2 separate regions of the Homo sapiens genome follow, and region 1 is linked to region 2. Evidence: read pairs that join two places in POLR2A ChIA-PET (ENCODE). Cell type or tissue: A673. All regions are shown on one strand.

Region 1 (4,000 bases), 160 kb after region 2:
GAATGGCGTGAACCCAGGAGGCAGAGCTTGCAGTGAGCTGAGATAAAGCCACTGCACTCCAGCCTGGGGGACAGAGTGAGACTCCATCTCAAAAAAAAAAAAAAAAAAAGAAAAAGAAAACAACATTCATCTCCTTGTATATCTCCATTAGAGCTCTTGGGTAACAAGGTGGATAGTCAATGAGTAGTAATACTTTGGGGGAAAAGAAAAACAAAACGTTTTTCTAAGCAGTGGGCCTCAACAGTGAATTCAGAATATTTGGTGGACCATGTGTAAACAGAAGTGTTGTCATCTAGGCTTTGCTGTTCCATTTACAGAGCATAGGCAGGGTAGATTTAGCATGGTTGTTAGACGCCCTAAGATTTTCAGAATGGTAAATGAGCACTGGCTTCAACTTAAGTCACCAGTGGCATTAGTTCCTAACAAGAGAGTCAGCCTGGCCCAAGCTTTGGCACTGATTTCTCCTCTGCAGCTGTAAAAGTCAGAGATGGTAACATCTTCTAATAGATGGTTGTTTCATCCACATTGAAACTCTGTTGTTTGGTGTAGCCACCTTCATCAATGTCTCAGCTAAGTCTTCTGGACAACTTGCGGCAGCTTTAGCTTCTACAACAGCATTTAGTGCTTCACCTTGCACTTTTATGTTAGAGAGATGGCTATTTTCCTTAAACCTCATAAGCCAACCAACCTCTGTTACTGTCCAACTTTTCTTCTGCAGCTTCCTCAACTCTCTCAGCCTTTATACAACTGAAGAGAGCCAAGGCCTTGCTCTGGGTTAGGCTTTGGCATAAGGAACGTTGTGGCTGGTTTGATATTCTATCCAGACCACTGAAACTTTCTCAATTATCAGCAATAAGGTTGTTTTACTTTCTTATCATTCACATGTTTACTGGAGTAGTAGTTTTAATTTCCTTCAAGAACTTTACCTTTAAATTCACAACTTGTCTAATTGTCTGATGCAAGAGGCCTAGCTTTTGGTCTGTTTCAGCTTTTGACATGCCTTCCTCACTAAGCTAAATCACTTCTAGCTTTTGATTTAAAATGAGAGACATGTGACTCTTCCTTTCATTGGAACACTTAAAGGCCATTATAGGGTTATTAATTGGCCTAATTTCAATACTGTTGTGTCTCGGGGAATAGGGAGGCCTGAGAAGAGGGACAGAGGCTGAGGAACAACCGCTCAGCAGAGCAGTCACAACACATACAACATTTATCGATTAAGTTTGCTGTAGGGGCACATTTCATGGTGTCCCAAAGCAATTAAAATAGTAACTTCAGGTCGGGCGCGGTGGCTCACGCCTGTAATCCCAGCACTTTGGGAGGCCAAGGTGGGTGGATCACAAGGTCAGGAGATAGAGACCATCCTGGCTAACATGGTGAAACCCTGTCTCTACTAAAAATACAAAAAATTAGCCAGGCGTGGTGGCGGGCGCCTGTAGTCCCAGCTACTCAGGAGGCTGAGGCAGGAGACTGGTGTGAACCCCGGAGGCAGAGCTTGCAATGAGCCGAGACAGAGCCACTGCACTCCAGCCTGGGCGACAGAGCGGGACTCCATCTCAAAAATAAATAAATAAATAAATAATTTTTAAAAAGTAACTTCAAAGATCTCTCATCACAGATCACTATAACAGATATAGTAACAATGCAAAGGTTTGCAATATTGCAAGAATTATCAATATGTGACACAAAGATATGAAAGGGGCATATGCTGTTGGAAAAAATGGTACCAACAGTTTTGTTCCACACAAGGTTGCCACAAACCTTCAATTTGTTTGGGCACAGTGGCTCACGCCTGTAATCCCAGCACTTTGGGAGGCTGAGGTGGGTAGATCATGAGGTCAGGAGTTCGAGACTAGCCTGACCAACATGGTGAAACCCTGTCTCTACTAAAAATACAAAAATTAGCCAGGCGTGGTGGCTCCCGTGTATAATGCCAGCTACTCAGGAGGCTGAGGCAGGAGAATTGCTTAAACCCCGGAGGCGGGAGGTTGCAGTGAGCCAAGATCGTGCCATTGCACTCCAGCCTGGGTGACAGAACAAGACTTCGTCAAAAAAAAAAAAAAAAAAAAGCAACCCCCAATATCTATGAAGTGCAATAAAACGAGGTGTGCATGTGATTTGTTTATACCCATAAGAGCTGCTTTGCTTTCCTAATTCTAGAAGTCTGTAGGTGGTATCCAGACTTCATTTAATTGTTAAAAATGGTTTCCACAACACATAGATTACTTTTATCTCTTACTCTTTTCTTCCCCTAACAGGAATACCAGTTCTCAAAGTACAAGTCCCATCAAGTTGGATCAAAAGCTCTCGGTACTAATGCTGATACTGTAACATGCCATTATACATCATTACTCATCCTGGTTTGCAAAACCCATCTATCACTTCATTAGTATTTCATAAAAAACACTATCATTTCCCTCACTAATTCTGGTGAAGTGATTTTGTTTTACAGTAACACGAAAGAGAAATCAGCGGGGACAGTGATTACCCAACAGGCAGGATCATCTTGGAATTAGAGAACTTAAGAACCACTGTGGCAATGGAATAAAACACATCTCAGTGACGGAGTATTTTAAGTACAAAGAAGTAACAGTGGGTTCCACCAATGATCGTAAAATCAAGTATCTAATAAAATCATTGAAATGTAAAAATAGTATTTACTGAATACTTGCCACATGTTAGAGACTGTTCTAAAACTTTTATAAATATTGTCGCTAGTCCTCACAAAACCCCCCAAAGACAGGTATTACACAAATTAGGAAAGTGACCAGCACCAGGATGTATATATACAATGGGCTTAGAGGGAATGAGGGCACCAAGTGGGACGTGGTTCCAGTTTTCCTTACAGAACAGTAAGCACACGTTCTATGGACTGTATATGTATGTATGGTGTTGAGTACCCTGATATGCAAACAAAAGCACAAGCATGTTACCTAGGTGGAATATTTAAGGAGGGACTGGGAAAACTATGGCTACCCTCCCCCCACCCTATGTACCTCTTAGCACCACACAAAAATGGAGAACCCCTAAGTTAAAGTAACTTGCTCACATTGATGTAGAAAGTATGGCCAGAGCTGGCATTTGAACCCAGGTCTGTATGGTTCCAAAGCCTTGCCTTTTCTTTTCTTTTCCTATTTTTTTTTTTTTTTTTTTTTGAGATGAAGTCTTGTTCTGTCACCCAGGCAGGAGTACAGTGGCACAATCTCAGCTCACCGCAACCTCCACCACCCAGGTTCAAGCGATTCTCTTGCCTCAGCCTCCCAAGTAGCTGGGATTACAGGCATGTGCCACCATGCCAGGCTAATTTTTGTATTTTTAGTACAGATGGGCTTTCACCATGTTGGACAGGCTAGTCTCAAACTCCTGGCCTCAAGTGATCCACGCGCCTCAGCCTCCCAAAGTGCTAGGATTACAGGCGTGAGCCACCGCGCCCAGCGCCTTGTCTCTTTCTACTCTATCATAATATCCCCTTTCTGTAAATGCTCCAGAGTGTCTAAGTACCGTATATAATTAGTAGCTAACAATTTCAGAAATCACCAAATATGAAAAATAAGTTATACTTCTAAGAAGCCGAAACTACCATCTAGAATTTTCTAATGCCCTAGAACAGCATGTACACTAACAGACTCAATGCCTCCTAAGATAAAGCTCCAGTGTATTTTAAAACACATACAAATGATAGGAGTCTCTTTTTTTGGCTGGAGAATGGGGAGGAAAAGAGGGAGAAAACGGTCTCCCTTAGGAGACCAAAGCTGGTTTAACACCAAGCTGGTCCATATGGATGACAGAATTTTTGGATTATGCTAAACACTCAGTTTAAAATCTGGGTATAATCCAATGACATCCAATATCTTAATCATAATTTGAGAGACTGAAATGCCTACATTTTAAGGAGGAATTCATTCATTCAACAAATTTCAAGAAGACCTGGACTAGGTAGGAGGTATTATGGATGCCACAGATATGTGCAGGACACAGTTCCTTCTTAGGTGTGCTTACA
Region 2 (4,000 bases):
ATTTTCTTGGGAGAGACTTGGGTTAGCATCTGGCAGGGTTATATTTGTCCAGTATTTCTCACCATATAATGAATAGCCACTTAGAGAGCCTGGATTGTGTCACAAACAGCATCTGGAAGGATAACAGATACCAAAAAGTGACTAGCTGGGGATCTAAGTGGCTGTTTGGCAGATAATAGCTCAGAGCTGGAACTGTTTTCATGGACCTTTCTTCCTTCTTGAGAGCTTAACATGAAGAGTTAAGAAAATGCTTTAGAAAGTTTTTGCCAGACACCAAGTCTTTGCCTCCCCCATTACCCCGAGATGTGAGCAAAGCAGCCACTGAAAAATATTCGAGAGGGTGGACGTGCTTTATGCAAGAGGAGGCCGATAAATCACACCTCCAGAGCTTAAATCGGACTCCTCATCAAGTCATAAATCTATTGACCCAGGTCAGAGGTTTGGAAATTTTCAATCTTACTTTCTAAGTGACTAACCTAGTAAAACGCATACCGCAGGCAGAGTTAGAAGTCACTCTCTTCAAGCCAGTCAAGAATATTAACTACAAATTCTTCACTTACAAAATTGTATGCATTTATCTTATTAAATCTTGCTTGCAGGCACTAAAACTAAGCATGATACACTCAACTAGAAATGAATTAAATACAATCATGTTTTTACAGGTATCCTGCATGAGAACCTCTCACAACACCTGATCGAGATACTGAACTCTTCCTACTTCTATGCACAGTAATGTCAATACTAACTAGCGCCAGACGTCCATGGAGTCCTTAGGATCCTAAGTACTTAATAATATCTCTCACTTCAGCCTCATAATAACCCTCTTAAGCAGATAGCGTTGGTCTCAGCTTACAGATGAGGAAACAGTCTTAGAAGACAAGCACATAGCTAATAACAAAGTCAAAAACTTCCAATCCAGCTCTGTGGACATCACCACTCGTGTACCTGACCGTCACGTAAATGACCTCCAACTGTGTATCTTTCCTTGGGTGAAATGGGTTTATGCCTGTAGGTGCTTCTACCTTCTCCTCAAACATTCATCCTCAAATGCTCTCATTAAGATACCTAAATATGTAGCTCCATAAATAATTGTAGGTGGCTCCTTTCTACACATTTTTCACAGCCAGGATGTCCCCATTGGCCGGCACCAGCTTCTTGCAGGAACTCGCGTTCTGTGTTCCTTCATGCCGTCAGCTTCCTAGCCTCACTTCTCATTGGGGAAGTTGTTTTTTTTCTGTCTGAAAAGAAGTCGTTTCAAAGCCTCCCATCTCGTTTCATACTTATTTTTGGAACAATGGCTGAGTTCACCATTTATATTGCCTTTTGCTAGTTTCTCCTAGCAACTGCTCTCAGATACAGACGGAATCATGTTTAGCTTACAAAATCCAATTTAGAAGAAAACCTAGCAAGATTTTAACTTGTTTTATCACAATTCATGTAATTATAGAGATGCTTTAAGTTTCTCTACTCTCTGACTTTTCTGTCAAGTAGTTTATAATCTCAGCTAGCATTTATGGAGTGTTTATAATGTGCTAGGCTTGGTGCCAGGCGCCTTACAGCCTTTGTCTTAATTAATCCTCACAGCAACCCCCTGAGGTGTGTATATTATTATCTCCACTTTCCTACAGGAAACTGAGGCTCAGAGAGGTTAAGATCGCCCAGCTAGCAAGTGGCAGAGTGAGGATAGAAAACTGTGCTTTAACCACCTGCTCTTCTGCCTCCCTCCTATAATCTGAAAAGAAACCTTTAGGTTTGGGGCTTCTTTTTTATATACTGGAGTCCCTTATTTTCATGTGCAAAGTTCCCCCCCAACTTAAAGGCTTTGCAAGTTCAGATTTTTCATATCTGATTCTTTCTGTTCAATACTTTTCCATTTCCAAAGCATTTTCCACCTAACATCTCTTTTTGGTCTCAAAGGGTGTTTTATTTTCAAAGGACATTTTTATATCATACACATTTACAATTCTTTATACTCCAAAGTCAACCACATTTACATATTTTGCACTAATTTATTATAAATATTCATTATTCTTTGACTTCTTTTATTCTCCCTCTTCTTTCTATTACTGTAGTTTTTAATCCTCAGCCTACTTTTCCCATTCTTTTACACATTTGTAACTGCCCCTATTGCTGCTAGAATTATTAAACAACAATTGATTAAGCACCTAATATGTGCCAGGTGCTATGCTGGATGCTACACTGTTTAGCTCTAAGATTGTAATTCTTTGTGCATTCTCTTTCCCAGTTCTATCTAATACAGTCTAAACATGATCTTCTAAGTTCAGACTTCCTAAGGTATTTTTTGATACAGGAATTTGCCATTTTTTCTTTTTTAATCTCTGGGTTCTCTTTGCCCTCTCCGGCCATCTTCTTCACACTGTGCCTTTTGTCGTTGTCACTCTTTAACTTGGCACCTGCTAAGTTTCCTGCTGGGTTTTTAACATGCACAGGTGGGATTTAAAGCAGCAAAATTGCTGCAAACACCCTGTCATCAATGTTCAGTCACGTTAATCAACTGGAGTCTTTAATGCCCTCTTCCTGACTGGAAGAGTCACTGCCACCTGCCTTGTGCTGGCCATTTTCCCTTTCTCCCTTGGTCATTGAAAGTCACTTCACCACTGGTGTCTGGGTTACAAAGGCCAGAAGAGGAGGGAGACAGGCAAACAAAAGCATGCCACCTGGATAAACACAGTAACACACATCTGGGCAATGTACCAGGTAGCACAGAAGAGAGAGAGACTAATACATTCACGGAAGGAGGTTTCAGAGATTTCTTTAACCAGGTAACATCTTATCCAGGTTTGAAGGATGAGGAAAAGTTTTTCAGGTGGGCAAAGGGGTCTGGGGAGGGCATAAAATTCTAGACAGGGAGACCAGGACATGCAAAGGCATCCTTTAAAGCATAGGGAGCAGATTGGCAACTGACGGGCCAAAGTTCACCCACAAATGTTTTCATTAGTCCAAACACATATTTTTATTGCAATTTAGTGGCCAACATTTAATAGTTTGGAAACACATTTCTAGCCTCTAAAAGAAATTCAGAAGGTCGAGCAACTCTAGCCCAGCATTTCCTCATCAACAGAAACTGTTAAACAGTCTCTTAGATTAAGCATGTATTCTTCAGTCTGCCACAATCCCCACCACTCCATATTATCCTATACTCAAGTAACACACTTTACATTATCCAGCCTTGAATTGGCATCTCTGCATTATAGTCTTCAAAGATCAGCAGCAAATCTGTCTGGCCTAGAAATGTTTTTCCTCTTTCACCAATTTGATCATAATGCTGACTTGTTGAGATGGCGGCTTTTCTCTTACAACCTGTTTGGTTCTTTTTCTTTTTCTTGGCTCTCTATTTGCCTTCTCTGTGTGCCTTTGCTAATTCTCAAATGAGGAATACAGAACTACTCTGCTACTAGCCATTTCTTTAGATACGAGCTTACTCTGTTTATTCCACTAACATCTTCTCTTCTTTTCTCTCCATTTACAGGACATGCCTTCCTTCTTCTTCCCTTCTCTCATCACCTTTACTATATCCGTAACAGCTTTGCCCATTTATTCATTAATTTTGCTCTTTCAGCCACAATTTCATGACATTTGCTAGAGACAGCCCAAAAGAGTAGTTAAGACTTTGGCTCAGGAGGCAGACAAATTCGAATCTCTGCCATTTTCTTAGTTGTGTGGCCATAAGGGAGGTTACTTAGCCTCTCTGGGTATCAGTTTCCTGAGCTGTGAAATGAGGATGGTGACAGATTTTTCCTTGTAAAGTTCTTGTGACAATGAAATTAGCTCATGTACCACAAGGTCCAGCTCAGCAAACTATAGTTGCTGTTAAATCCATGAGCCCTCTCAGACATGTCTACAGCTGGGAAGATCTCTTTGCCTTTATCCCTTCCAGTTACTTTCTATCTTATTCTATAACTTGTCCTGCCCCAACTAGAACAACATGGAAGAAGTACTAGGTTTTCTTTTACTTGATTAGTCATTACGGTTTTTTTTT

What was found. Peaks named below come from ENCODE experiments on the same cell type or tissue, not always from the same donor. Only the 100,000 strongest peaks of a DNase experiment are listed, where the experiment ranks them.
Region 1: POLR2A ChIA-PET joins it to region 2 with 8 read pairs; 2 of 35 experiments call an interaction of 5 or more read pairs at or near these places.

The regions. Positions count from the first base shown.
Region 1 is chr14:63,446,739-63,450,738 of GRCh38, forward strand. All of the region lies in intron 3 of PPP2R5E (protein phosphatase 2 regulatory subunit B'epsilon), which reads right to left. Among named protein-coding and RNA genes, the nearest start is that of PPP2R5E, 95 kb to the right of the region's middle. In A673, no CTCF peak of the experiment used is centred here; no DNase peak of the experiment used is centred here.
Region 2 is chr14:63,283,609-63,287,608 of GRCh38, forward strand. The region is part of intron 4 of RHOJ (ras homolog family member J); the gene reads left to right. Among named protein-coding and RNA genes, the nearest start is that of GPHB5, 33 kb to the right of the region's middle. In A673, no CTCF peak of the experiment used is centred here; a DNase peak (open chromatin) is centred at 1,543; H3K27ac peaks cover 565 bases.